Regions from separate parts of the Mus musculus genome. Here region 1 is linked to region 2. Evidence: chromatin loops called from intact Hi-C (ENCODE). Cell type or tissue: left cerebral cortex. All regions are shown on one strand. Links, peaks and the distances in the headings refer to the core of each region. The heading gives the core; the rest is flanking DNA.

Region 1 (15,675 bases), core at 5,996-8,495, 75 kb before region 2:
ACAGTCGCTTAGACTACATAGCAAAACCCAGTCATTTGTGTGTAATGTGTGTATATATAATATATATGTATACCTAATATAATACCATCCATAGAGAGAAAACACTCTCTGCTATTAGCTACTTGAAGAGATGTTTAGAATTACATTGATGGAAACAAACTAAATAAGACCCAGGTACCATTTTACTCCAGAAGAGTTTTACCTAACAGAAAATACTAGACATCTGCTCCCCAGCAAATTCTCACATGAAGTCCATGGCCAAGATTATCTAAAAGGACCACAGAAACTCCTGAGTTTCTAGGCACCCTTAAGTCTGATGCCTCTGGTAAGGACCTTTTAAATGTATCATCTACCACAGGATTGTTGAAAAGAAAGCTATAATATATTCAATGAACTTTAAAGATTACCTTTGCGTAAAATCTGTTGATTATTAAACCATCTCCAGAGGATCCTCAAAGAATTCATGGACAAGTTACTCCTTATAAAAAACAACCAATGTCTACATTGGTGAAATAACTGTTCTCTCTCAATCCCTTCTTGAATGCTTTCCAAAATGCTTGTTGAAAGTTTCCAATCAGCAAAATGAGGATAATTGAGTGTGCTCCTCTGCCTCTCAGTCTTTGAGTTCTTAGAAATTTTAAATGAGTCACTACATAAAAGGGTATCCAGAGTACTTTCTGAAAAAGCCAACACTGTGTACATGTCACTTATAATTGTTGCACTTTGGGGATAGCCAGGCAAAGTGATGCAGACTGATAATCCTAGCACTTAGGAAGTGGAGGCAGAAAGATCAGGAGTTCCAGGTCAGCCTCAGCTATATAGTAACTTCAAGACCATCCTTGGCTAGATGAAACCCTATCTCAAAGAACAAACAACCTACTGGAAACCAAATAAGGACCAGCAGGATGACTCCTTGAGTAAAGGTGTTTGCCATGAAAACCTGATATGAATTTGATCCCTAGATCCCATCCAAAGTGGAAGAAGAGAATTGATTCCCAAAGTTGTTTTCTTAACTCCAAATAGGAGCTCTGGCACACATGTATACACACACACACACACACACACACACACACACACACACAATTTTAAATGAACACTTCAGGCATGGTGGCTTAGGGAGCAGGTAGACAATGAGTTTAAGGTAGCCTGATCTTCATACTGAGTACCAGAAACAAAGTGAAAAACTGTTTTTATTTAAGACTATTCCAGAGGTCAAAAGGAGTATGTGTGTGTGTGTGTGTGTGTGTGTGTGTGTGTCTGCTCGATGTAGCCAACTTCAGACGCACCAGTAGAGGGTGTCAGATCTCATTACAGGTGGTTGTGAGCCACCATGTGATTGCTGGGATTTGAACTCAGGACATTTCAGAAGAGCAGTCTTACTTGCTGAGCCATCTTGCCAGCCCCAACATTTAACTTCTTGTTCTCCTGCCTCTTCTACTTGAGCTTAGATTATAGGCTTGTCACCACTCCTGGTGAGGGCTTTGCTAGGAAAAGTACTGTATGACTGAGCTATATCCCAGCCCTGTTTTTACCATTGCATTTTTTTAATTGAAAATAAACAAGATGGTCATTTTTGTTTTGTTAAAAGGGTTTGGCATGGAAAACTCCACAACAATTACAATTTTTAAGGCCAGAGATAAAACAGATGAGATAAGGATTACAAGCTCAGAGAAATGTGTGTGGGAAGTTGATATTAATAGGCAACATAAAGAAGAAAACCCACCCAATGATTACACTCGAGAGTACCTAAAAGAAATACTAGAGTGCTATAGCTCATTCCAACACATTTCCTTATAGCTTGGGTAAGAATACAACTTTCAGGAATGAGTTCTCTCTTTCTACCATCAGAGGTCACAGGAATTAGGCTTGGGAACAGTTGCCTGTACTCACTGAGCCATTCTGCTGTCCTTTCCATGCTTAAAAAACCAGTGTAGTAGCAAATCTGCAAACAGCAGTATCCCCGGGAGGTTGATAAGTCTTATATTTCAGTAGAATATTCCCTAACAGCAGTCAGGAAGAAAGATGGGCTCAGGCTAATGTCTAACTCCAGTGTTAGACATTAGCAAAAACAGGTAAATCCAAGGGGTTCTTTGGCAAGTCAATTTTACCAAAATTACTGTGATAAGGTGGAGTGTGATACAAGACTCCTGACCTTGATCTCCAGAACCTGCACACTCCTGTGTGTATGCACACACTGCAAAGTAACTAGATACAATGTGTAAAATGGACTGAGTATATAGTTCAGTGCTAGTGTTCTTGCCTATCACGTACAAAAACAAACAAATGAAACAAAAAACATTCCTGATTTAAAGTTAGCAAAGTTGTGGCACAAACTGGGATATGCTATTTAGGATTAGCATTATTTTGCAGATGACAATCCCAGTGTAGTTGAGTCGTGAGTTGTAGAAAAGGGTTTTCATGAGAAAGTCCAGACCTGTACAATATAGGGCAACTGAGATTCTCTTTTCTCATCTCCTATGTGAGGCAGGATCTCATTGTGTAGCCCAAGTTGGCCTGAAATTCATGCTTTTATTCCTCCTCCAATCTCCTCAGTGATAGGATTACAAATATGGCTGCCATACAGGGATCTCAGACTGGTGCACCTGCTCTGATCCAACAAGTTCTTAAATCCCCAAACTCCTTTCACTTCTCACTGATTTGTTAGTGTTTGTTTTCATCCTTGTGGTCTAAGATGGAAATTTATCATTCATAAGTTATGGACAATAACATGAGACCAAAGAGAAGGGCAGAGAAGCCAGCCTCCTGCCCCCTGCTCTGGGGCTGGGGATTCAACCTGGAGAGGAAACTGTCTTTTAAGAAAAGCACTTGGGAGGCAGAGGCAGGCAGATTTCTGAGTTCTACAGCAGCCTGGTCTATATAGTAAGTTTCAAGATTCACTATAGAGGGCTATATAGAGAGACTCTGTCTCAATTTAAACAAACAAATTAAAATTTAAAAAAGCACAAAAATACAGAGAGAAGGAGACACTGAGAGACAGAAAGAAAATGTCTGTGTCCTGATATTGGTTTTTTTTGTGTGTGTGTGTGGTACTGGAATGTGAAACTAGGATCTCGTGCAAGTTAGGTAAGAACTGTACCACTAAGCTGTCTTCTGATTTTTCAGTGTGAAGACTGGGTGTAGTGATACATCACTGTAATCCTAGAGTGGGAAGATCACTGTGAGTTCAAGACCAGGCTGATTTATTTACCTAACAAGTTGTATGACAACTAGAGCCAGTGAGGCATTGTGATAGACCACAAAACAAAAACATCTCTGGGACAGGGTCTGTCTTAGTTAAGGTTTCATTGCTGTGAAGGGATACCATGAACAAAGCAACTTTTTTTTTTAGTTTAATGTATTTTAATAGGAAACTTACAGGAACAGCACACAAGACTGACAACATTAAAACATGTACTTGTATGTAGGACAATTCAGTTAGAAAAGTATAGTGAACAGATGGAATCTACTGTGTGATAAAAATGCTACAAACACCATTTAGTTGCTGTCAATAAGAAATTTACTTATTTTTTAAAAATCCAAATACTGGCATGTCCAGAAAATTTTAACAGGTTTATTTATAATTGTTATAATGTTGAACTGTTGAAATGTGTTCACTGAAACATTTTGCTTCCATTAATGCTTTACATCTTGCATTTATATTAAAAATTCACACACAAATGAACGTGGAGAAACTGCCAATACCTGATTCTGTCCCCTATGTTTCTACTTGCAAGCATATACTTTGATATCTTTGACCCCATGGAAAAAATATCTAACATTCAGAACTACTGATAACCGGAAAAGAGGGAAAAAATTTTTTTGAGAATGAAATGTTTCCCCTCATAGTGGACTCTTAAGCACGTTCTCCGCGTATGCGGCGTGCTAGCTGGATATCTTTTGGCATAATTGTTACACATTTGGCATGGATAGCACACAGATTGGTATCTTCAAAAAGGCCAACCACTTGCCTCCTGCAAAGCACCAATAGCTGCACTCTGGAAGCGCAGATCTGTTTTGAAGTCCTGAGCAATTTCTCACACCAGACGCTGAAAGGGAATCTTGCAAATCAGAAGTTCAGTGGACTTTGATAGCAAGTGCCAAGGTATCAGGCCTGTAACGATGAGGTTTCTTCACTCCTCCAGTAGAGGGCGCATTCTTCTGAGAGGCTTTTGTAGCCAGTTGTTTCCTGGGTGCGTTACCACCAGTGGATTTGCAAGCAGTCTGCTTTGTAAGAGCCATGGTATGGACACCTCCTTACTTACCCCCAACCCCCTTCTCCTTTGGCTGGAGCACAGCAAGCCAGAGGCGGCTCTGGTGTTAGAGAGCAGTGGCGGCATGGTGAAGGCTGCAAACACAAAACAACTCTTATAAATCAAAACTTTTAGGGCGGGCAGTGGTGGCACATGCCTTTAATCCCAGCACTTGGGAGGCAGAGGCAGGAGATTTCTGAATTCAAGGCCAGTCTCAGAGTGAGTTCCAGGACAGTCAGGGCTATACAGAAAAACCCTGCCTTGAAAAACCAAAACAAGGGGCTGGAGAGATGGCTCAGCAATAAAGAGCACTGACTGCTCTTCCGAAGATCGTGAGTTCAAATCCCAGCAACCACATGGTGGCTCACAACCACCTGTAATGAGATCTGACGCCCTCTTCTTGTGTGTCTGAAGACAGCTACAGTGTACCTAGATATAATAATAAATAAAACTTAAAAAAAAAAAACAACTAAAAAATGGCTCTGATTCCACAATCAGGCAGAGTTTGAGACTGGGAGGCCTCAAAGCCCTCCAACACAGTGACACACTCCCTTTAAGGCCATACCTCCTAATAGTGCCAATTCATATGTCCAAGCATTGAAACATATAAATGTATGGGGCCAAATGTATTCAAACCACCACAGAGTCCTTCTAGAGACAGAGTCTCTAAGGTGGACTGAAGCTTTCTCTTTAGTCCACTGTCTTAGTTAGGGTCTTACTGCTGTGAACAGACACCATGAACAAGGCAACTCTTATAGAACAACATTTAATTGGGGCTGGTTTACAGGTTCAGAGGTGCAGTCCATTATCATCAAGGTGGGAACATGGCAGCATTTAGGTATGGTGCAGGTGGAGCTGAGAGTTCTACATCTTCATCTGAAGGGTGCTAGCAGAATACTGGCTTCCAGGCAACTAGGATAAGGGTCTTAAAACCCACACCCACAGTGACACAGCTACTCCAACAAGGCCACACCTACTCCAACAGGGCCACACCTTCTAATAGTGCCACTCTCTGGACTGAGCATATACAAACCATCACATTATACTCACTGGCCCACATAGGCTTGTTTAAACATATGAGTCTTTGAGGACCATACCTAAATATAGTATAATGCAAAATACATTTAGTTCAACTTCAAAAGTCTCCATAATCTATAGCAATCTCAACAATGTTAAAAGTCCAAAGTCGCCAGGCATGGTGGCACATGCCTTTAATCCCAGCACTCGGGAGGCAGAAGCAGGTGGATTTCTGAGTTCAAGACCAGCCTGGTCTACAAAGTGAGTTCCAGGACAGCCAGAGCTATACAGAGAAACCCTGTCTCGAAAAACCATTTTAAAAGGTCCAAAGTCTCTTCTGAGATTCATACAATCACTCATCTGTAATCTCCAAAGCAAGACAGGAAGTCTTCAGCTTGGCAAAGTCCAAATTCTGCATCGTCTTCAGGTCTCCAACTCCTTTTCTTTTCTTTTTTCTTTCTTTTATATTTATTTATTTCATGTATATGAGTACACTGTTGCTGTCTTCGGACACACCAGGAGAGGGCATCCAATTCCCATTACAATGGTTATGAGCCACCATGTGGTTGCTGGAAATTGAACTCAGGACCTCTGAAAGAGCAATCAGTGCTCTTAACCACTGAGCCATCTCTCCACCCCCAACTCCTTTTTCATCTTTGGTAATTGCAACAAACTTCTTTCAGCTGGGTTGGTTCCACTCCCTGTCATCAACTTTCCTCAACAGGAAGTCCATGACTCTGGCATCTCAAATATCTTTGAGTCTCCAAAGCACCTTCAATGTTATAGCTTCTTTTTCAATGTCTGGGATCCACACATGATCTTCTGGGTTCCTTCAAAGGGCATCACTTCTCCAGCTCTGCCTCTGTAGCACTCTAAGCTCAGGTTGATTCACTCCACTGCCACTGCAGTTCTTGGTGATCACGGTACTGGAATCTCTAATACACTGGATCTTCTGCTGAAGATAGGCTTCACCAATAGCCTCTCATAGACTCTCTTCATGTTGCCAAGCCTCAAATCCTTTGCATGAACCCTTCAGTTCAGAACTGCAACTGAGGCTGCACCTTTACCATTGGCCTTTCATGGCCTCTCACAGTGCCAAGCCTCAGCTGCTATTTATGACCCCTTCATGTGTTCAAACCAGTATCACTTGGGTGACTCTTACACATTACCAATTACAGCTACAGCACAAGGTACATCCAGGGGTTCTCTATACAGCCCTGGCTATCCTGGAACTCATTCTGTAGTCCAGTCTGGCTTCGAACTCCAAAATCCGCCTGCGTCTGCCTCCCAAGTGCTGGGAGGAAAGGCATGCTCCACTACTGCCTGGCTGTTGGTCTTTTTTTTTTTTTTTTTTGGCCGGGGGGTTGGGGGTGTGTGTCAAGACAGGGTTTCTCTGTATAGCTCTGGCTGTCCTGGACTCACTTTGTAGACCAGGCTGGCCTCAAACTGAGAAATCCACCTACCACTGCCTCCCAAGTGCTGGGATTAAAGGTGTGTGCCACCATGCCTGGCATTGGGGAAGTTTTTATCTATCATAATAATTTTGTAAATGAAAGTAAATCATTGGTTTCCCCGGGTATAAAGTCATGTTAGTGTCCCCATCTCAAAGGATGGTTTCTTATTCATTACTCTTGCTTAAGATCTTGGTCTAGGCTACCAGGAACATGTAAATAAGACAAGGAATGAGAGAAAACAAAACAGATAGATTGTCATGGGAACTATGGCTCAATAATTTTTTTCCGATGAAGAGTTCCACAACCAGTTCCAGGAGGCCTCCCCTTTTGAGGTCAGTCACCTCAGTCTGTAGAACTTGTCACACAGATCCTACTGGAGGTGCTGTGGCATAAATGATCAATGTTTATTTGTTGACTCAAGTGACTTGTGTCTGGATTTTGTTGTGGTCAATATTTCTAGCAAGTGTTACTCCAGTTAGGACCTTGGGATTTGGTATAAGGATATCTTTAAGAAGAGCATTTCAGAATTGTGTTCGCAGCCTTCGCCGCGCCGCCGCCGCTCTCCAACGCCAGCGCCGCCTCTCCCTTGCCGAGCTCCAGCCGAAGGAGAAGGGGGGGTAAGTAAGGAGGTGTCCATACCATGGCTCTTACAAAGCAGACTGCCCGCAAATCCACCGGTGGTAAAGCACCCAGGAAACAACTGGCTACAAAAGCCACTCGCAAGAGTGCGCCCTCTACTGGAGGGGTGAAGAAACCTCATCGTTACAGGCCTGGCACTGTGGCACTCCGTGAAATCAGACGCTATCAGAAGTCCACTGAACTTCTGATCCGCAAGCTCCCCTTTCAGCGTCTGGTGCGAGAAATTGCTCAGGACTTCAAAACAGATCTGCGCTTCCAGAGTGCAGCTATTGGTGCTTTGCAGGAGGCAAGTGAGGCCTATCTGGTTGGCCTTTTTGAAGATACCAATCTGTGTGCTATCCATGCCAAACGTGTAACAATTATGCCAAAAGATATCCAGCTAGCACGCCGCATACGCGGAGAACGTGCTTAAGAGTCCACTATGAGGGGAAACATTTCATTCTCAAAAAAATTTTTTTCCTCTTCTTCCTGTTATCAGTAGTTCTGAATATTAGATATTTTTTCCATGGGGTCAAAGGTACCTAAGTATATGATTGCGAGTGGAAACATAGGGGACAGAATCAGGTATTGGCGTTTCTCCATGTTCATTTGTGTGTGAATTTTTAATATAAATGCAAGATGTAAAGCATTAATGGAAGCAAAATGTTTCAGTGAACACATTTCAAGAGTTCAACTTTATAACAATTATAAATAAACCTGTTAAAATTTTCTGGACAATGCCAGCATTTGGATTTTTTAAAAATAAGTAAATTTCTTATTGACAGCAACTAAATGGTGTTTGTAGCATTTTTATCACACAGTAGATTCCATCCATTCACTATACTTTTCTAACTGAGTTGTCCTACATACAAGTACATGTTTTTAATGTTGTCAGTCTTGTGTGCTGTTCCTGTAAGTTTGCTATTAAAATACATTAAACTATTAAAAAAAGAAGAAGAAGAGCATTTCAAGCTGGGCATGGTGACACACGCCATTAATCCCAGCACTCAGGAGGCAGAGGCAGGTGGAATTCTGAGTTCAAGGCCAGCCTGGTCTACAAAGTGAGTCCCAGGACAGCCAGAGCTATACAGAGAAATCCTGTCTCAAAACAAAACAAAACAAAACAAAACAAAAAAAAAAACAAAAAAAAACAACAAAAAAAAAACAAACCAAAAAAAAAAACCCTAAGTATTTCAAGCTAACTTGTAATCTTGTATAGATTATAGCATGTAATCTATAAAAGACTTCAGTGGTCAGCTAACTTTCATGAAGCACAGCAGGCAAACAAATGGAGAAACTTCTGAGACATGGGTCTCCTTGAGGATAAGCGAAGCGTACCTCTGTACTCAGAGCCATTAGGACTGCTGCGGCAGGGGGAGGTACTCTACCATCAATCCTTATAACCTGAGTTCAAGCTTTTGAACACACTCTATGATTCCCCTAAGCAATCAATCCTAAAAATTAAAATACAATGATATTAGGTTTTTAAAATTTCTGGGTCACAACTTGTGCCCTGAGACATGTCCAGCCACCCATCCTCAATAAGCCATATTCCTTCCTAGAGTTGGCAGGCTCCTTTCACACAGGTTACAGCAGGGGAAAAGCAAGCCCAAGACATAGGCTACTTAACCATGTCTCCTTGACGCCTACCACCGAAGGAATAGCAGAGTTGCATCTCCCTGTCTCTGTAGTACCTAACTGAGTTAAGGTTAGGTTCTCTAAACCATTGAGTTCTCTCTCCACTGCAATGGTCACAGTTCCTCTATTTAGCAATAATATGATAACATTGTTCAACAAACAAAGCCGAACAACAAAACCAATCCTGAACAGAAACTGCACCAATGATTGAAAAGAACCCCAAATTGCTCAAAAGAGTCCAAAGATAAACAGGAAAGCAAAACCCGATGCATACGGATGAGAGAAACGTACTAAAGGTCCTATTTTTCTCAAGAATCCACAACAAAGCCCCAAGTTGATTTTCTGCTTCACCAAGTAGAGGTAAAAAGCAGCTGATGAGGGTTCGAAAGATGGGTCCGTGATTAAGAACACTTTCAGGGTTTGGTTCTCCGCATTCACATGGTGCCTACAATTTTAAGTTCATAGGTTCTGATACCTTCAGGCCCCCGAGGGAACAAAGTACACATGTTGCACTTACATATGTGCAGGAACCAGCCTAACAAAAATAAAGATACTCTAAAGAGACATTTTGTGTCTCTCAATCTATCAGATTATTTCAATAACGAACCTCAAAGAAATGGGAGCTTCCCAAGGAATCTTAAGTAGGAAAAGGAAAAAGCAAAAACCAACCAACCAACCAACCCCCCAAATTGTCTCTGGGAAACAGATTTTCACAGTTCTTATAAGAAAAATTAGGCGAAGAGACAGACTCAAAAGGCTGAGACTGTTTTATTGGAAGAGTGAGGGGCCTCAACCTTTCTATGGGATGAAAGTTGAACGTGATTAGAGGGACTGTGGTGCTCCCCCCCGCCCTCTCTCTCACACACACACATACACACACACACACACACCTTTATACCTATATACCTATACTTAGATAGCTACCAGGAAATTATGGCCTGGAACTCCCAGAGATACAAATACCCCTGCTTCCCCAGAGCTGGAATAAAGGTATGGACTACCATGTCAGGCTTACTTTTACTTCTTAATTTGGCTCTTTTAACTGGCCTACTGAGGATGGGTGATTGGGGCTGACTTGGGACACAGGTTGTGAACCCCAAGTTGGAAAACATTTTAATCGAAGTGTGCACAAGCTCTGTTGTGTGGATTACATAGGGGCACGACTGAGGAAAGCCAGGATTGATAGCTATCTAGGTGTACAGTGGCTCTCCAAAGGCAGTTAAGTGGCTTTCTAAAGTCACGCAGCAGACAGTTCTCAAGGGACTACAGGGAAGAAGAGGCCCAAGCGGCCAGGCATCTAGAAGTGAAGAGGCGATAGCAGTGCAGAGATCCTGTTTAAAAGAGGATTGGTATTTACATACGGGGGCGGGGTACAAGAAGCTGAGCGAAGAGCTGGCTCACAAATGACAGGACATTTCAGAAAGCGACCCCGCTGGGGAATTTTGAGGACCTGAAGCCTCCGGTTGTCTTACGCTTTAGGATACTTTCCGTTACTCTTGAACTATCTGAAGCTCTTGTTTACTGTACACCTAGTTTGATGTCGGACAGGAAAAGTAGCGGGACCACAACCGGAAGCGTGGCGAACCGGGCGAGAAAAGTAGAAGGACTATTCGGGGGAAGCCGAATGTGGGGTCTGAGAAGGTGAGCGGAACCTTCTCATAGGTGGGAACTGCAGGGACGAGGAGGTCGGGAAGAGTCCTGGCGGGTGAGGTGAGGGTCGAGGGGCTGCCACTCCTCGGGAGCGCCTAGCTTCAGGAGGCTGGGACGTGACCAACCCCGCGCCTGCCGAGAGGTGAACGCCTGGTCTTCAGAGTGAGTTTGGTCTCTGGTGTGTGACCTCGAATAATTATTTAATTGTGGAATCTCCTTTTTTTTAGTCTTTGTAATTGGAATAATACTAGAAGTACCTGTCTCAGGGTCAGGATTATCGTGAGAAGTCAGTAAAAACACACGGAGAATAGTTGCTGGCACATGGGAAGCCCTAGGTTGAACAGTCGTTTCTGTACTCAGTAGTACAGTCATACTGCTAGGAGCGGTGTGAATATCTTATTAAAAACTCACAGTTAGCTTCGGACCGACGTCACCCGGTTACTGAGTTTGACCGAGTTTCTTGTAAGAAATTATTAAACAAAACACGAAGTTGTAGTATTGTTAGAAAAGTAATAAGACGTCTGAATGTTTGGAAAACAGGGTTAAATAATGTTATTTATAATCCCACCATTTTACCTTCTTACTTATTTAAGTCCTTTTCCTTATCAAAATTTTTTGTCTTTTTATAATTTTGCTTTCTTTTTTTTCTTCGAAAAGGGGTCACATAATGTCCACCTTACCCTTGAACTTTCTACATTTCAGAAGATGACCTTAAATTCCTGATCCTTGTTTCCCTACTTCCCAAGTGCTGGGTTTTGTAGGGTGCACCCAAATCTTACCGGGACTTTGATATTTAAAAAGTGTTCTCCATGAGCTGATGGGCCATCACCTGGGAGTCGAGGCAGGAGGATCAGGAGTTCAAGACCAACCTGTGTCAAATGGGACCCTTATCAAAAAGAAGAAAAAGTACAGCATATATTTGGGCATGGTAACAAATGTCTGTAATCTTAACACTTAGGTTGAGGAAGGAGACTTTGATTCAAGGCCTGTGTCTACTTTATTAGAAGCCCATTTTATCAAAACTGCCAGATGATTTAAAGGGACTATAAAGTTTAAGAAGCCCCTTGTTAGAGGGAATTATATAGGCATGTAAACCCTCACGCTTGTGACAGAGATAAAGGATTATGAAGCTGTTGGTTCAACAAATAATAAGTTTTCAGGATACTGAGCTTCATACTGGGACCTGGACGTACAACATTGAATAGTCAACCATTAAGATACTTTCAGTGGGGGGGTGGGGGGGCTGGAGAGATGGCTCAGCGGGTAAAATATATGATAAATATATTTTATGGTAAAATAAATAATTTTTAAAAACACAAGGAAAATCTGCTTTAAAGTTGACACAGCCTCTCAAGGTAGCTTGTGGCACACGTGAATTATTTGGGGTCGATCATCAGCTCTGTGAAGCTAAGGCTGCATTTCTCATCATGGCAGTTTTGTTTAGTGACAGGTCTCTTGTAGGCCAAGTGGCCTTGAACTCGCTATGTAGCTGAAGATGACTTTAAACTCCTGATTGTCCTGCCTTTGTCTTCCAAGTGCTAGGGTTACAGGCATGTGTCACCAAATTTCACTATATTGGTACTTTTCTTTTTTGGTTTTTCTTTTTTCTTTTTTTTTAATATTTATTATTTATTATATGTAAGTACACGGTAGCTGTCTTCAGATACTCCAGAAGAGGTGTCAGATCTCGTTACAGATGGTTGTGAGCCACCGTGTGATTGCTGGGATTTGAACTCCGGACCTTCAGAAGAGCAGTTGGGTGCTCTTATCCACTGAGCCATCTCACCAGCCCTCTTTTTTGGTTTTTCAAGGCAGGGTTTCTCTGTGTAGCCCTGGCTGTCCTGGAACTCACTCTGTAGACCAGGCTGGCCTCGAACTCAGAAATCTGCCTGCCTCTGCCTCCCAAGTGCTGGGATTAAAGGCCTGAGCCACCACTGCCCGGCTTTACCTTTTTTTTTTTTTTTTGCAATTAATACTCTGCTTCTGATAAAGCCACTGTTGAGTAAATTGGGGAAAAATATGAATGTCATAATTCATGGTCTATGTTGAGTTTGAACTTGTAATATATTTATTCATTGCTCTGCTGATAATTGGTGTTTCTTTTGTTATAGGTGGAATTGGGCTTATTGTTGAAGCTTGTTTTCTCAGCCCGGGCAAATTTTTACATTTTAATACTTTTTTCTTACGATGGCAATGTCTTCCATTCACAAATTACTGACTGGCATTTACATTCATAAAAATTTCCTGAGGCCAAGGGCTGCATTACCTCCATTTGTGGGTAGTCACTGTGTAGACTATTCTTCCAGTAGTCTTCAGAAAAAAGTGACTTCTGTTGACAGAGCCTCCCAGCAGGGAAAGACTGAAGAGGGCTTACAAGGACATGACCACAAAGAAGTTGCTTTGGATGCACCTTCTCCTGACAGGACACCTGAAGTTAGTTTTGATAAAGCAATTAGAGATGAAGCAATAGAACATTTTAGACGTTTGAAGGATGAAATTGTGGCTCATTTGAGAGGCCCAGACGGCCGCCCATTACAAGAGGTCATAATGGAACAAGCCAGGGTTGTCTGGCAGTTTCGTGAAAAAGAAGATTTGGATAAGTGGATAGTGACTTCTGATAAGACAATTGGAGGTAGAAGTGAAATATTCTTGAAAATGAGCAAGAACAACCGAAGTGCCCTGCTTTATGGAACTCTGAGCTCTGAGCCTCCTCAGGATGGGGACAGTAGACAAAGTGGATACTGTGCCATGATCTCCAGGATTCCACGGGTAGGTGTGGCCTGTTCTCAGTGACTTTGATTGTAGCGGGAGCTGTAACTGACACTTGCTCTTCTGTAAGTGAACACATCTGTTTTGCCTTATAAGGAGGTATGTAACTGCTTGGCCTTAGTGTAAAAGGGGGCATTACTTTGGGTTTGAGAAGAGTGGTGCATCTGAGAATCCAGAGAAGATGGACTTTGAAAGGTATCCCGGGAGATTGGCATCTCCAGCTTGGACTAGAGTCACCTTGTAGCCTTTATTCTTGGTTTTAAGGCAGGGTCTCTCATGCAGCTCAGGCTGGCCTTGAGCTAACTATAGCTGAGGATGACCTTGAACTCCTGATGCTACAGGGGTGTGCCACCACATCTGGTACTTATATTCATAGTTGACATTATTTTGCTGTGGGTTGCAGAGATGGTCCAGTGAGTAACGTCTCTGCCATTTAAGCTTGAGGGCCCGAGCTTGGGTCTCCAGTACATAGGTAGGAATCTGCGTGTGGCACTGTGCACCTAGGAGTAACAGTTGCACATGTATGTCTAATGGCTGTGTAACACATCTGTTGTTACTTCTCTGCATCTGTGATGTGTGTACTATGCATACACACAACTGTTCTCAACTCTAGTACCACGTGGCTCACTCTAGCCTTTCATCTCTCGTCTCTAACTCCCCTCTCTAACAGTGAGAAATCTCTATCCACTTTCCAACGCTAGGAATATATTATGCAGGTTTGGAATTTTTGTAGTTGTTTTCCCCAAATTAGTCTTGAACTCCTGGGCTTAAGTGTCCCCCTACCCCCGTTGCCCACCACCTTATACAAGTTTTCACCACCTCACTTGATGTTTATTCTGCATTGGGGATCAAACCCAGAGCCTTCAGTCCTTGGATTAAGGTGTGTGCTGAGAACACAGTGTTTAAATGTGTGGTTTCTTTTGTTTTAAGTCGTGAGGTTTCTGGCTAGAGTACAGGTAGATGCAGCCACACCTAGGCTTGTCTGTGGGAGCTGGGATCTGAACTCCGGTCCATATGCTTACTAAGAAGCACTGATCCATCTCGTCAGCCTCATGATTTACAAAACTTGAGCTTGATTTTTGATGGGGTAAGACATTTGTCATAAAATAGACCACCCAGAAGCCATTGTTCCTTAATCAGGGAGGAAAAGTACACTTATTTCTATATGTTAAGTGCGGATGAGTGGCTATTATACAGAAACACTGTCCTAGCTTAATCATGCCTTGAGCATTACCTTAGGAACGCATGTCAGTGTGTTTGTACTAGAATAATGATGGGCAGGTTTACCTTGCAAAATATACATAGAATGCCATATTGGCTTGGCAAGATGGCTCAGTGGGTAAGGTACTACTGCTAAATCGGAAGATGCTAGTTCTATCTTTGGAACCCACAAGGAAAAAGGAAAGACTGACTAACAAAAGTTGTCCTCTGGCACCCATATGTGCTCCTCCCCCAACCTTAAACAACCCTGCTGACTTGGTGATGGCTTAAGTTTTCTCACAGTGCGGAATGAACTGAACAGCCTGCTTTGCTGTACCTCAGGGTGCTTTTGAGAGGAAGCTGTCTTATGATTGGTCCCAGTTCAATACTCTGTATCTCCGAGTTCGTGGGGATGGACGGCCTTGGATGGTAAATATCAGGCAAGACACGGAGTTTATCCAGAGAAAAAATCAGATGTACAGTTACTTCATGTTCACCCGTGGGGGACCCTACTGGCAGGAAGTCAAGGTAAAATTTCAATTCTTCACTGTTAGGAAAATGGGATCTATTGAAATTATGGTTACATTGTAGTTTTCTTTTTCATACTAGTAATTCTTACATAAAATAGAAGCAGAATGAGTAGAAGTAAGAGGACCTTGGTGGAAGATTTAAAAGACAAATGACTTTTTTTTTTCATTAATAAAAAGAGCCAGGCATGGTAGGACATGCCTTTAATCCCAGCACTCAAGAGGAAAAGGCAGGCAGATCTCTGAGTTTGAGGCCAGCCTGGTCTATATAGCAAGTTCTAAGACAGTCAGGGTATAGAGAAAGAGCCTAATTGAACAATCATAATTTATGTATATATGTGTCCTAGTTTGGATTACTGTTGCTGTAGTGAAATGCCAGGACCAAAAGCAGGTTGGGAGGAAAAGGTTTATTTCACTCACAGTTCCTTACAACATTCATCATCAAAAGCAGTGAGGACAGGAACTCAAGCAGGGCAGGAACCTGGAGGCAGGAGCTGATGCAGAGGCCGTGGAGGGCGCTGCTTACTGGCTGTGTCTCATGGCTTGCTCAGC
Region 2 (15,675 bases), core at 4,409-6,908:
CACAAAGTTAATGCTTAGCAACATTTATTTTTTAATCAGTTTATATTCAATTTAATTAAATCTGCATGTTTTCTGTACACAGTGAAAGTTATTGGTTGAGTGATTTATCATCTGACACACTGTAACTGCTTTGGTTAAAAAACAAAATAGAAGCCAGGTGTGTGTGTGTATACACATGTGCACATATAGATAATAATTCTCAATAACTAGGTCTTGTGGGTTTTATTTATTAACACAAATGTCTTGCTACCCAGAATAGCCCAGATTAGCTTCAAACTCTCAATCCTCACCTCAGTTCCCCAGGTCCCAAGAGCTGGGCATAAAGGTGAGCCATGGTAGCTGGCTTGTACTCATTTTTATCTTCATCTTCTGTTGCTCTTAACAGTTTAGTATGTCGCTTCTATGGAGCCTTTCAAGCCGCTACAACAGGACTTGGGATGATTATCTCTATCTACTTACGTGCCAAGTCCTGAGTTCAGAATGTTGAGCTGAATATAAAAGCACCTAAGGTCAGGAAAATATTCATCTTGTGTGATATGGTTCCTAAAAATAAAAAGAACATAAAGATAAGTGTCTTGGCTTCTTTTTTATCACTGTGATAAAACACTATGTCCAAGGTAATTCTTAAAAAAAAGAAAACATTTTTTTACACTCACATCTCTAACAGCAAGCAGGAGGCAGAGGGAGACCTAGCAGGGCTGGCTCTGAGTCTTTGAACCCTCAAAGCCTGACGCCAGTGAAACACACCTTTAACAAGCCTAGACCTCCTAATTCTTTCCAAAAAGTTCCACCTACTGTGGCCCAAGTATTCAAACATACGAGCCTATGGGGGCATCTTCATTCAAACCAAAGCAAGGATCTACATATCCTTTACTGATACTACAGGTATTAAGTATACAAAGATATTCCAACCAATCTATTCTAAAAAAATTCACTCTCATAAGTATTCTAAAGGAATAATCATAATGTCACTTTCTGTACACCTCTAGTGGAATTAGTGTTTAAACAATAACATTTTTGGAGAAGTTCTGAAGCTTTATGCAACTCTGAGTTTATGATACTGTATATGATACTGTAGTCTCTCTGGAGGGGCGAGAAACTGTAACTCCGCAGAAAACCTCCCGTAATGTAGAGCTGTCTTTTAGTGGAAAGCAAACGACTTTCTCTTTTTTAAGATGAGGAAGGATGTTATATTCCCTTCCTCTGGCTCATACCTATTTTTTTCTACTTGTGGATCATATTAAAAAGAAAAACTACTTGTGCTAAAGGGGAGGGGTTTTGTTTTTTGGTTTTTTTTTCACCCCCTAAGCAAGTGCTTCCTGCTTCAGCTCTGCTAAGTCTAGGGCTAACAAAAACCATATAATCTATCACAAACATTCACTCACATTATGATTTTTCCATTTGAACTGGCTCTCACTAATATGCCAGTTTATTTCTGAAACAAGGTTTTGATAGATGTAAATTTCTGGCCCTGAGCACCAACACACGCAGCAAATGTCTCCCCGATCCAGAATTCAGAAGCAAAGACTTTCCGAGAATTTAGCTGAATACCAATAAAAGTAAGGGGGCTCCCAATTACAAAGAGATAAAATTAAATAAGAATCAAATATAAATATCTTGTTAGTACTACACTGTCACCAGTGTACACCAACTACACAAATGAGATTCCAGCAGTACTTCCAGAACTATAGTTCTAAAAAAACGAAAAGAAAAGCATCGTAAGCCGTTTCCCTTGATCCTGGGTAAGAAATCAACATAGGTGAATTCCACTGAGACCCGTTTGCCGAAACTAATGCGCCATAAGGGCATTATCAGGACGTCCAAGGACAAAGCTGCTTACTACGGTCATAAAAGTTTGGCAGGGGCGAGTATGAGGTAAAGGCTGCAAGAGTCTATCTGTAATACACATACTCAAATGAAAATACCAGAGGGAGCCTCTTACAGCAAATCTCAAGGTCAACGCGCCAGGGACACAAAATGCCCAGAGCTGCAACAGGCCTGTCAACCTCAACCGGTGACGCCTTCGGTAAAGGGTCAAACAATACAGAGATAGTCTTAGAAAAATAAAAGGGAGGTGCACACAGCGGCTTCCCGATACGGCCGGCGTACGTGCAACTCAGAGAACCAGGGCAAAGCACGCAGCGGCCAAAGCGAAGGGCGCAAGGAAGGGCGTGGAGCGCTGGTAAGGGAAGGACGCGGCCACATACCCGGAGGCGGCGGAGCCGACCGGACGCGGCTGCGAATGCAAAGCCCTGTCAGGCCCAGGCCTCGCCGGCTCCCTCATTAGGCTCGCCGCTACCCCGTCCCGAGTTGTGCCGCCCCACCGGCTGCTCGTCTCCCGATAGACAGACGGACTTCTCAGCTCACCTCACACGGTCCAGCACAAGTACTCCGCTTCTCACGGGAGGCCTGCCCCGGGCCCGCAGGCCAGCTGCCCGGGGCACGCCTCACTCCGCCATCTTCGCTCCTTCCCCTGTCCGCCAACCCAGGGGCGGAGGCGCGAAAGGCTCCGCCCCGCCTCCGAGTGATGATTGGACAGCACCTTGCTCGCGCGCTCTTTTTCCATCGCGGATTGGCTGGGAAGTACTTCAATCAATCCCTCTCTCTGGTTCTATTTTTTGTTGTTGGAGCTTAGTGCTCCAGTTGAAGTTAAGGAGGAAAAGGGTTGTTGTAATTCACTTGAGGAAAAACATTCCGCACGGAGGCAGTCTCACTTTTTAGTAAGATAGCACTACAAGGCCAAATGACTATTTTAAATTATCGTTACTGTAAAAATATACTGTTACTAGTAATTCCTCTCTTGGCTAAAGGATTTTTATACCCGGACTAACACTACACCCAGAGGAACAATTTCATGGTGTCAGTTCTTCTGACTTTGACCCACTTGAGAGAATGTTGCCTGCTGTTTAAAGGTCAATACAGTAGCGTAGTTTTCCTCACCTTAAAAGGGCCTGCCCGCTGCCTGAGAAAATGTTAAACTGCATTTGTTGTTTGTTCCAGTTGTAGGATTTAGAGATCCTTTAGCGGTATTTCCAGGAGAGGTAGTGAAGGCAATAGTGTGACTCTTCCAGGTGATGACACACGTTCTTCTGGATAAGCAGTGCTTCCTAAATGACGGGGTTATCACTAGGCCATTTATTAAATCCAAATTTCTATGCTTCCCTCTGTGATAAGGATGCTATGCCATACAAAGACAAAACACAGTTGTCTATTGAATCTATTGGCTAATAAAATAATAATAATAATAATAATTACATTATTCGTTATTATTATTAGAATGTTAGAACCTATTGAATAATAATAAATTCACAAGCTACATTGATTTATTGGCTGCAACTGGCCATCAGCCTTGATTTCCCTTTATAGCTGGGCTGGTGACAGAGACCTTGTGTATCCCAGGCTGGCCTCAAATTGCAATGTAACAGAATTACCACACTGGTTATGTCCTGAATCTCAAGTGAGCAACAATGTCCTCCATCCAAAGACAGGTTCTTTGAGTGTTAGCTACTATCAGATCACACATCACTGCACCGTATGTCTCTGTGTATGAATAGGCACACTGTATATCTGTATATACTTAGACTACAGAAGGCCTGCAAAGGATTACACAAACCTCTGTGTTCAGTGAGGTTTTACTACATCCAGACAGAGCTGATATAAATGGGAAAAGTCACCACAGTTAGATATTGATGAACTCATTTAGAAAGACACAGAGTATTGAAGCTAGCTGAGGGGTCCAGGTGAGTGTCAACGGAGGAATATGGTGAGGTGCAGGACTGAGTAGGGACAGACAGATGCACAGACAACAGTAATCCAAAGGAGCGATATCAAGCAATGAGGCCTGGGCTAAGCCGAAGGGCTGCCCAAAGAACCAGCAGAAACAGTCTTGTCCCTCCTCAACTCACTTAAGCAGGGGTTCAGGTGACACTGCAGGGCTGTTACCATCAAACCATGGTGCTATGTCTTTCCTATTTATATGGGGTATAGGTGAGGAATTCTCCTGCCTGAGGTGTATGTGTGTGTGCTCACATGTAGTGAAAACTCAGACTGCATGCATATTAGACAAGCACTTATCAGAGCTATATCTGTTTAATACACCCATATCCATTTTTTTCATGTATTTTGATTTGATATATTTTTAGATTAAATTTATGTAAATTATTTTGCCTGTGATTATGCATGTACATGTACCACACACTTGCTTAGTGCCTGAGGAGGTATCAGATCCCAAGGATCTGGAGTCAGGGATCATTGTGAGTCACCATGGCAGGGCTAAGACTCATGCCTGGGTGGGTCCCTACATGAGCAAGAAGGACTCTAACTGCTGGGCCATCTCTAGCACGTACTTCAAGCTTCTAGCAATCCTCCCACCTTGGCCACCTCAATCCCAACTCATTTGGTTAAGTTTATAGTTTTTATTTTTCTTGAAAATTTTTACTTTTAAGAATTGGGGCTGGGGTAGTGGTGGTGCACACCTTTAAACCAGCACTCAGGAGGCAGAGGCAAGCAGATTTCTATGAGTTTGAGGCCATCCTGGTCAACAGAGTGGCATTCCAGAATAGCTGAGACCATATAAACAAACCATGTCCCCTCATCACCCCACACCCAAAATTGAGGCTGAAGAATACCACACAGTCTTAATTATTGTAGCACTGTACTAAGTATAACTTTTTTGTTTTGTTTTTTTAAGACAGGGTTTCTCAAGCTGGAGAGATGGCTTGGTGGTTAAGAGCACTGACTGCTCTTTCAGAGGTCCTGAGTTCAATTCCCAGCAATCACATTGTGACTCACAAACATCTGTAATGGGACTCAATGCCCTCTTCTGGTGTGTCTGAAGACAGGGATAGTGTACTTGTATACATAAAATAAATAAATAAATCTTAAAGAAAAAAAAAAAAGAGTTTCTCTGTGTAGCCCTAACTGTCTTAGAACTTGCATTGTAGACCAGGCTGGCCTCCAACTCACAGAGATCTGCCTGCCTCTTCCTTCCAAGTGCTAGGCTTAAAGACATGTGCCACCACCGCCAGGCTGTAAGTAAATCTTGAAATTGATTTCCCCAGTACTGTTAACTCTGGTTTTCTACATTTTTTTGTATATGGTATTCAACTATAATCCAACTGATTTTCTTTCATTTTAACCTTACAAATAATATCAGTAACACTGTGTCCAGGCCATTGATCTGATACATACCTACTTTTGTTTAATCACTTTTTTTGAAGACTGGATCTTCTGTAGCAAAGCCAACCTGGAAGGGCTAGAGATGACTCAATGGTTAAGCGTACTGTCTGTTCTTACAGAGGACATCTCATTTCCCAGCAGCTAAGTGCTGGCTCAAAACCATCTGGAACTACTGTTCCAGAGGACAGGAGCCTCTTCTGGCCACCACAGACATTGCATGCACATGGTAGACAAATGTACATGCAGGCACTCACTCACACACATAAAAAGAAATAAATTTTAAAAGACGATCATGAAGTGCTGATGCCCCTGCCTTCATCTCCCATGCTGAGACGTGTGCCAGCATACCTGGCTTCATACAGTGTTGGGTCTGGAACCTAGAACTCTGCATGTTAAGCAAGCATTCTATCTACCAAGCTGTGTCCTCAGCCCTATTTATTTTCTATTTTAAAATTAATTTTGAAATGCGCTGGTTAGTTCTGTCAACTTGACACATCTAGAGTTACCTGGGATGAGGTAACCTCGAGTGAAGAATTGCCTCCATCAGGTTGGCTTGTGCACATGTCTGTAGGGACATTACCTTTATTAATGACTGATGTGGGAGGGCCCGGCTCATTGTGTATGGTGTCTTGACTGGATGGGTGGATCTGTGCTGTGTAAGAAAGCAAGATGGCAAGAGAAGCCAAGCAGTGTTCTCTGTGGTCTCTGTTTAAGTTCCTGCTCTGACTTCTCTCGATGATGGGGTGAAACCTGTAAGTTGAAATAAGCCATTTCCTTCCCCAAATAAGATCTGATAGGTGCTTAGCACCACATCAACTGTTAATTGAACTAGGACACAAGATTAACATCAGAAGGTTTTCTTGCGGTAACAGTCTGATGGTTTCTACAGGGCTGGAGAGATAGCTCAGAGGTTATGAACACTTGCTGCTCTTACAGAGGACCTGGGTTCAGTTCCTAGCACCCATATAGTAGTTCACAACCATCCATGACTCAATGTCCAGGAGATCCAACATTCTTCTGACCTCCACTGGCACCAAACATGCATACAGTGCATATTGTATATACATACACATAGGAAACACTAGTACATATAAAGCAAATTAATCTTTAGAAAGATCAAATAAATAGGCCTTGCAATATGCGAAAGACTGATGTAACATATTCAGTTCTTCATCAGCTTCTCAGTACTCATCAAATTGCTTCCCACAGCATCTCAAACCATTTCATTTCCTCTCTTTCTCCTTCCTTCTTCCTTCCTTCCCTTCTCTTCCTTCCTTCCTTCCTTCCTTCCTTCCTTTCTTCCTTCCTTCCTTCTTCTTTCTCCTTCCTTCCTCAATTCTACCTCAATTCTCTCTGCCCCTTTGCCCTTGAACCTGAAAACAAGTGTCCATGGGCTTCCTCCTCCCAGATGTTTATGGTCTTTAAATCTGAAATTGCTGATTACAGAGGCCTCCTTCAGAAGCCAGGTTGTGGCTGTGCTGTCCCAACACACCAAGGTTCCAGGTTGCAGAGATAGCCATGGCAGAACCCTACCTTATCATAGCTTTAGTGTACATGTTCATGTATATCATCCTGTCTGCACTTTCTTCATTCCCTGGAAGCCCCTACTCCTGAGAGTAGGAGCTAAGATGGGCACAGCACCCTTCTTCTCCACTTCTGACTTCTTGGTGATTACAGAGGTGACAGGGTACAAATGCATTCATAGAACAGTCATCTCTGCAAATCCCCATAACAGGCTGCTTCAGCTCCCACGCCACCAAAAATGCAGCACACGAAACACTTCAAACAGCACACTTATTCTTTGAAATCAATTCAATTTTGAGAAAATTAGTTCAAATAATGAGAGTTCCCATGGCCATTCTTCTAAATGACATCCTACAAGACATATTTTGATAGCAGCTAGAAATTTGTTCTTTCACTGTTGGCAGAGAAGAGAACTCTTTCCCTCAAGAAACTGAGCACCACAGCCAGGATCAGTGGCACACACCTTCACTCCAGAGGCAGAGGCAGAGGCAGGTTCTGAGTTCATGGCTAGCTTGTTCTATATCTTGAGTTCCATGCCAACTCAATGAGTACACAATGAGACTTTGATTAAGAAAGAAAGAAAGAGAAAGAGAGAGAGAGAGAAAGCAAAGAAAGAAAGAAAGAAAGAAAGAAAGAGAGAGAGAAAGGAAAGAAAGAGGAAAGGAGAAAGAAAGAAAGAAAGAAAGAAAGAAGAGGAAAGAAAGAAAGAAAGAAAGAAAGAAAGAAAGAAAGAAAGAAAGAAAGAAAGAAAGAGGAAGGGAAAGGGGAAAGGGAAGGAGGGTAAGGGAAAGAAGGGGGAAGGGGAAGAAGGAGAAGGGGAGGGGGAGGGGAGGGAGAAGGAAGGAAGGAAGGAAGGAAGGAAGGAAGGAAGAAAGAAAGAAAGAAAGAAAGAAAGAAAGAAAGAAAGAAAGAAAGAAAGAAAGAAAGAAAGAAAGAAAGAGAAAGAAAGAGAGAAAGGAAAGAAGGAAAGAAAGGAAGGAAGGAAGGAAGGAAGGAAGGAAGAAAGAAAGAAAGAAAGAAAGAAAGAAAGAAAGAAAGAAAGAAAGAAAGAAAGAAAGAAAGAGAGAGAGAGAAGGAAGGAAGGAGAAAGAAGAAGGAAGGAAGGAAGAAAGGAAGGAAGGAAGGAAGGAAGGAAGGAAGGAAGAGAAGGGAAGGAAGGAAGAAGGAAGGAGAAAGAGAGGAAACAAGCTATCTAGGTAGCTGATGGTAGCAGATGCCTTTAATCCCAGCAGTAGGGGGTCTGAGGCAGGGGATGTCTGAGTTTGAGGACAGTCTGATCTATAGAGTAAGTTCCAACACAGCTAGGGCTATGCAGAGAAACTTCTGTCTTGAGAAATAAATAAAACCATACATATGTACGTATGTACATACATATGGAATCCAGCATCCTGACACAAGGGCACACACACACATACACACACACACACACACACACACACACACACAGTGCACACTCTCAGAAGCTTTTGTACCAACAAAATTTCTGATTTCAAGGTCATACAAAAAATCAGACAGGAATCACAGAGCCCAATTCAGGTATGATTCAGTCTGAATAATATAAAATAACATTAAATTTCTTTTTTTAGTATCTCCAGGAAAATGTAGATTTTCATTGGAATTATTGCCTATAAGCACCAACCCAATTTAGACCTTGAATGTTTTTTTGTTTTTCCAAGGCAGGGTTTCTCTGTGTAGCCCTGGCTGTCCTGAACTTACTCTGAAGATCAGGCTGGCCTCAAATTCAGAGATCTTCCTACCTCTGCCTCCTGAATGCTGGGATTAAAGGTATGCCCCATTGCCTGGCTAATCTTGAAATTTTTTAGACTTTATCTATTTATTTTTTTATTTTATTTTTGTTTTTTCAAGACAGGGTTTCTCTGTGTAGCCCTGGCTGTCCTGGAACTCACTCTGTAAACCAGGCTGGCCTTGAACTCAGAAATCCACCTGCCTCTGCCTCCCAAGTGCTGGGGTTAAAAGCGTGCACCACCACTCCTGGATTTAGACTTTATTTTTAATTGCACAGGTTTGTGTGTGTGTAAAGAGTGTTAATCTGAGTGTTCATGTGAGCAGAGGCCAGAACACTGGATTCCTCTTGAACTGGAGCCAGCCATCATGAGCCAATCAGTATGTATGCTGAGAACAGAACTCTGATCCTCTCTGTAAAAGCAGTATGTTAACTGCTAAGCCAATTTCAAACCCCAGTTTTTGAAACAGGGTCTCCTGTAGAATAAACTAGCCTCAAACTTGGAGAATGGCCTTGAATTCCTGAGTCTCCTGTCTCTGTCTTCTAAGTGCTAGAATCACCAACTAACTCCACCACAATGGACTTTAAGCCCTTTTTTAGATGTGTTGTAAGATCTGTAGAGGGAGTGAACTGAGATTTGTTGCTCGATAGTAGAATGTATATAATGTTGGACTGTTTCCATTTTTAAAAATGGCATTTTATGTGTATGAATAGTGAATGTTTTGCCTGGTGCATGTGTGTATGTCTCATGCCATCAGAGGCCTGAAGAGGGCGCCAGATCCCGTGACACTGGAATTAAGGAGCAGTTCTAAAGCAGTTGTTCACCAGCTGAGAAGCCAACCCTGGTCCTCTGTCAGAGCAGCTTCTGCAGGGAGTCCAGGCTGGCTTCAAACTCAGCATGTAGCAAGCTTGAGCCCCTGACCCTTATGTCTCCACCTCCCGTGGAGGTATTTGAGTCCACATTTGTAAGCATAGCACTTGGAAAGCTAACGTGGAAGGATTGTTGCAATTTTGAAGCTGGCCTGATCTATATGGCAAATTCCAAGCCAGTTAGGCAGATAAGACTCTATATCACAAAAAAAAAAGGACAGAAAATATATTAGATCTTCCTTAGAATTCATACGAAGAGGCCAGAGCTGAAACACTGTACCTCTTGGCAAACTGAACCCCTAGATGAATGTATATCACAGGTCCAGGCAGCAGTGACATATACCTGCAACTGATATTATAAGCATGAATCTGAGCAAGGGAGACACTACATTATTTCAAACTTAGGACACTTGAGTTACATAAAATTGTTACAAAACACCGGGTAAAACTCAACCAAGTTCTTTTGTTTTAACAACAATTGATTTATTGATGAATTGAGGAATACAACTTTAATGGGACAATAAGGCACAACTGTGGATAAAAACAGTTTGCTATACACAGCCAAGGGGGCATAAGCTTAGAAAGTTTAAATATTTAAATTGAGAAGCTTCTCAATACTTCTCAAACAGATCAGTATCAGACAATTATTCCCTTTATACAATTCTTTTATCACATCATTTGATCACAAAGTCTAACAGATATTTCGTAAAGAATCCCCAGTTCATGTAGCCCCAGCCATCTATCCCAGCCATTCCCCTGTTGCTCACCTTTACCCATCCTCTTTGCAGTGTTTTTGTTTGTTTGGGTTAATAGCAATTTATTTACTAAAGAATTGTTTACACACCTTGGATAGCCTTCCAAAGCAACGAAGCAAGCAAGCAAGGAAGCGACATCAGAGAAAGCCAGCCAAGAGCAGATTCACAGGGACACAGGACAGAAGCAGCCTGATTCAGTGAGATCTAAATCAAGCTGACATTGGCAGAGAAGTTGAGCTGGGTCACTCAAAGACCTCTAAATGTCACCTCAGTTGGTGCCACCAATCCTTGGCCCCATGCTTCTATGGGATCTGCGTAGTATACACAGGGAGCTAGGAAGGTCACGCCATCAGGAGGCTCATGAGACAATACACTAAAGGCCTGGACCAGGACTATGAACTGACTGCACATCGTCCAGCATTAAAATTTGCCAAGTATAAAATTCATTCAGAGTTTTGTGCGAAACTTTAAGACACTGAGGACAATCTAATTCTTTAGGACTGAGATAAGTCAGGCACTTCTGTAACACTAGTCTTTCTGTTTGGAAATGTGAAGACTCTTCCAGTGTACAGAACACTGAGGCATGACCCATGCTGTAGAGCAAATGTGGCCAGCTCTCCAGGGTGCCTAGCCTTGTTCAGAAAACTACAAGAAGGCCCTCTACCACATTGTCAGAAGAGCCACTTGGGTGGTGACAATGTTCCAAAGAGAAGCAAACTGGCAGGCATTAGAATATTTTCTAATGAATGTCAACACTGTACCCAGAAAAGCCACATAAATATGTTTGAAAATAAAAAGTCAGAGGTAGAGAGACCTGGGAAGCCACCTAGGAAACATGGCTCTACAAGCCTCACCATGACCACCTTTTAAGAACATGTCTGCTCATAAGCCCTTCGACAACAGAGCAATACAGGGGACCAAGGGAGTCACATGCTTCCAAGAGCAGTACTGCTTGCTGAAAAGCTCCTGGATAGGCAACGTCCCAGAGACACATTAGAAGGTAGCTATAACTCACCACACCACTAACTATCCTGCCACATCAGAAACAGGCTTAACAGCAGAGCCCAGAGCCCAGAATCAAGTAAAATGCAGGGAATCTCAACGACAGGAGGGCAGCTGAAAAACTGAATGGAGAGAAGGTTGGATGACTGAGAGGTAGGAAGTAACAGACACAAGGACAAAAGGACACAAGGTCACAGAAACATGGTGGAGGCTCGATGCAGGGATGGAAGGCAGCATGGATATAGTCCCCATCCAGTGGGAGCTTTGCTGGCTGGTTCATTTCCCCAGACAGGATGGATGCATGGCACTCAGCAGCTAACAGGGGAAGATGGTACTGACAACTAAGGACCTGGTGGGTGGATACTGAACAGAAGCAGACAGAGGGTACCATTCTGTAACGCCCTGTTTATACACCAAAGGCAAGTTTGTATGGACAGGAGAGACTTCAGGTTGTCATGCAAGAGCTGTAGTATTCTGGGAAAAGGGGATGACAGGATGGGGTGGGGCTGGAGGACACAAGTTTCAGTTCTTAAATACTAGAAAGCAAGAATAATTTGGTCTCTGCCCTTTAGTGAAGAAATCGGATGCTCATCTTCTGTTCTACATCCACTTTTTCCAAAACCTGGGGTTGAAAAAACAAAAGCGATTTATCATTAAGATTATGACCATTCTGAGAACCTTTCTAAATAATTGGCAACCTTCTCCTCCTATGCAGTAGATTTAACATAAAACCAAAAGATAGAGGGAAGAGTCGCATAAGGGCACAGCATCACTGAGGACCCACCGGGAGCTAATGGTTGTGGGGAAAGACATTTCCTTCAGTAGTGTAGCCACTCATATGTCCCTCATGCTCCTGCAAACACCACCAATGTAAACTCTTATCTTCACCCCCTCCTAAAAGCCATGAACAGAAAGAGTCAGACGAGTTAGAAATATAAGAGAACCAGCAAGTGGGAGGGAACAGAGTGAAGATGATGAAAATATATACATGTATGAGAATGTTGTAAGGAAACCCATTATATATAATCAATGTGCTAATAAAAAAGGATTAAGAGGAAAAAGTCAAAAGGACAGACCTTAACGAATTCTGTAAAAGATATGGCACTATCTCCATCTTGGTCAGCCTCCTGGATGGTCCTGTCCGCAATACTGCCCAGCTGCTCATCCGAGATATTCACTCCAACCATCATTCGCAGTACCTACAAGACCAAGAGCCTTGAAGGGGGCTGGCGACAAAGCCACCTCACTTCCCCTTTCCTTCGACTGCTTCACGTTCACCAGCTAGAGAACTGAGATTCTTAGCTTATTATCTAGGCAATTCTTCAAAAGGAAATGAACAGATCTCTGGCAAAGTCACTCTACCCAATGTCTTCTCCATATCAACAGTCCAGACTCTTTCTGCTTAGACGACAGGCATGATGGGGCTGTGAGGTACAACCTGTCCCTAGGTGTCCTGCTACATCATGGTGGGTTGTTCTGAAACCTAATACAAAGCAGCTCTCTGTGAGAAGGGGCACTAAGCCTTTATTTATAGGTTACAGCTCACACAAATCTCTTTGAAGACTGCTCAGGAAGCTGACGTGAGAGAATTACAAGCTGAGTCTAGTTTGGGTGAACTTAGTGAAGCACTCTTTTTAATGGTGGGGTTATCTAGGATATAGTTCAGTGGCAGAATGCTCACCTAGCAAACAAAGGCCCCAGTACCACACATACACAAACTTGGTACCTTATGTAACTTCACTGTCCTCTAGCCTAAGGCTCACAGGCCTTCTTTCACCTCCATTCCCTTACATCCTCCACAGCAGTGTATTTTGTTTCTTACTAAGTCTGTTTTTGGGGTGGGGGCAAGGAGGACTGTTTTTTAGGGGGCAAGAAGGACTGTTTTTAGACTGCTTTGCTACATTGTTCAGGCTGGCTTTGAATGCTTAGATGCCAACAATCTTCCTCAGCTTTTCAAGTAGCTGCTACTAATTATATACACTCCCTCACACTGCAATTAGTTAGTTCTTAAAACCCAGAAGCTGCCACCGGGGGTTAAGAGCACTGGCTGCTCTTCTGGCGGACTAGGGTTTGATTATCAGCAGTACTCACAACTGTCTGCAATTTTTTTTTAAAGATTTATCTATTATGTATACAGTATTCTGTCTGCACATAGGCCTACAGGGCAGAAGAGGCACCAGATCTCATTATAAATGACTATGAGCTAGCATGTGGTTGTTGGAAAATGAACTCAGGACCTCTGGAAGAACAGCCAGTGCTCTTAACCTCTAAGCCATCTCTCTAGCTTCCAAGTGTCTATAATTCTAATTCCAGGCAATACAATTACCCTCTCTGGCCTCCCTGGGAACCAATCATGGATGTGGTGCACAGGCATACATGCAGGCAACATGCACAAATATATAAACTAAAATACTAACAACAAATTTAAGACGTTACATTACTAAGTATCATTTGGATAAAGCCATTGACACCTCCACCAGATGGGAAATACCAAACAGACAAATTGATCCGCAAATTGCAGCCTCCTAAGATATCAGTTCAATCAGTCCCTGAGGTGTTTTGCCTGGAGAATGTTAAGAACAGAATGCTGCCTAACATGTCTGAGGCCCAGGGCACCATCCCCAAGTTTACACACACATTGAGATATAGAGCTAGTATATATATATATATATATATATATATATATATATATATATATATATATATATATGTGTGTGTGTGTGTGTGTGTGTGTGTGTGTGTGTGTGTGTGCGTGCGCGCGCGCGCATGTGTGTTCATGTTGGGAGGTGGGCAAGAGTAGTATGTAATAAAATACCTTTATCAGACCTTGGTGAGGACAAGAAGTCTGGAAGTGGTTTGACCCAGGTCCTAGGAACCAAAGGAACCTGGCCTGGCAGAGGTTTCCAGGCTCGATTCCCAGGCCAGGGTGTCCTCCACCTGTCTATCTCATCATTTATTAATCCACTTGGAAGTTCACAAACTAACGAAAATTTACTATTATTTGTTACTATTACTTAGCTTCTCTATGCATGCCCCTCCCTTTTTAAAAGTGTGTGGGTTTCTCAAAGAAACCCAGGGCCGTACATGCCATGTGCCCTTCTGCCACTGAGTTTCATCCCAGCCCTCTTTCCCCAGAGTGCGCTGGATCCCCTGATCCAGGTGGTTGTGAGCCATCGTGTAGGTATAGGGAACTGAATCTGACCAAGCCCTCTCCAACAACAGCCACTCACCTGCCTCTCAGCCCTGGGTACAACAGCCAGTGCTCCTAACCACTACACCTGCCTCTCAGCCCTGGCTTTGCTTTTTTTTTTTTATCTAGGTGAAAATAAAGGGTTTGGACAATATTTTCTTATACTACCTTTATAAAATCCGAGATATGCTATCTCATGAAATGGATCTGTGAATACAGCACGCATCTCTGCTTAAGTATAAGTGACACAGAACAGATTACACTATTCACCTAATTCTTTAGAAATTGCAGTGCCTAAAAGGACAAACTCTGTTCTCTTCTCCTACTTTGGAAAACTGCTCTCTCCTTGCTAGGCTAAAACTAGTTGCCTGGATACCTCACCAATCCAGGAGTACATCTGTGACAAAGCCATTCCTGGCCCCACAGTAACGTTCTCATCCCATGTCACAAAATTGCTTACAAATCCTAATAAAAGAAAATAAACCCACTCTCCATTTCAAAATCATCTTTCTGGTAGCCAGATCTGGACCACGGGATGAAAATATGTAACTTGGAATGGCTGCTTCTGTCTTTTCAGTCCTCAAAGGCCATGGGTGTAACTTTCAGTAAAACAGTATAGTTCTCACTGAAAAAAAGCTATTCCTACTTCAAAACCAAAAGGCAAAGTCAACATCAAGTATGGGAGGGAAGGGGCTCACAAGAGCCACCCATAGCTGAGAGGCTGCTGCTGGCATTTGGGCTGCTGGAGGAGAGATAGTCATTTATTGTTGGCGTGTGCTAGTAGGCTGCCCATGTTCCAACAGAGGGTCCAATGTACATGTGTACATAGGCAGCATTGACTGGACGGAGTGCGTTGTTTTTCTCAAAAAGGACATATGCTGGGAAGGGGATGTTTTGAAGAGGATAAGAAAAGTGGAGGGGGAAGGCATATATGATCAAACATATCACATCCATGTATGAAATTCTCAAGAGAATATGTAGTAAATATTATATGTGTTTTTGTTTTGTTTTTAAAGCAGTGGCCAGGGCACACTACCACTGGCCTCCTGGTTTGAATTTTCTCATTGAAATGCACAGAGACTGAGTTGTTCCTTAATCTGATCTGGGCAGGCTTCAACTTGTAAGGTTTTTGAAGATATAAAATGAGTTCTGATTTACTAAAGAGCAGAAAGTACTTTTCCTTTTAGATATATCTTGAAACTTGCCCAATAGAAATTCCTCAGTGTCCTAGCTATCTGGGGTCTTCTAGACCCAATGAAAGGGACAGGTTCCTATGCCCTAAACTTATAAAAAGAATAAGAGATGCTGAGCAATACAAACCAGGCAATCATCAGTCATAGCTGGGATACAGCGAAGCATCCCCTGCAGCCTGCAGCTACCAACTATTGGGTGGATGCAGCCACAGCGATCCC

The links. Peaks named below come from ENCODE experiments on the same cell type or tissue, not always from the same donor. Only the 100,000 strongest peaks of a DNase experiment are listed, where the experiment ranks them.
Region 1: it touches region 2 in a loop (2.0-fold over the local background); 4 of 42 quality-filtered maps call a loop at or near these places.

The regions. Positions count from the first base shown.
Region 1 is chr2:119,657,723-119,673,397 of GRCm38, reverse strand. H3f3c (H3 histone, family 3C) reads left to right here and starts at 7,246. Exons shown (of 1, transcript NM_001370931.1): 1 at 7,246-8,282. The coding sequence starts at 7,362. The coding sequence ends at 7,772. It overlaps Ndufaf1 (NADH:ubiquinone oxidoreductase complex assembly factor 1), which reads left to right and starts at 10,564. Exons shown (of 5, transcript NM_027175.4): 1 at 10,564-10,789; 2 at 12,739-13,396; 3 at 14,939-15,124. The coding sequence starts at 12,815. In left cerebral cortex, for the core only: a CTCF peak has its summit at 7,451 (motif pointing left); no DNase peak of the experiment used is centred there.
Region 2 is chr2:119,581,127-119,596,801 of GRCm38, reverse strand. It overlaps Chp1 (calcineurin-like EF hand protein 1), which reads right to left. Exons shown (of 7, transcript NM_019769.3): 6 at 12,150-12,272; 7 at 9,778-11,695. The coding sequence ends at 11,642. Oip5os1 (Opa interacting protein 5, opposite strand 1) reads right to left here and starts at 2,506. Exons shown (of 3, transcript NR_027832.1): 1 at 2,368-2,506; 2 at 460-543. In left cerebral cortex, for the core only: a CTCF peak has its summit at 5,381; a DNase peak (open chromatin) is centred at 5,374.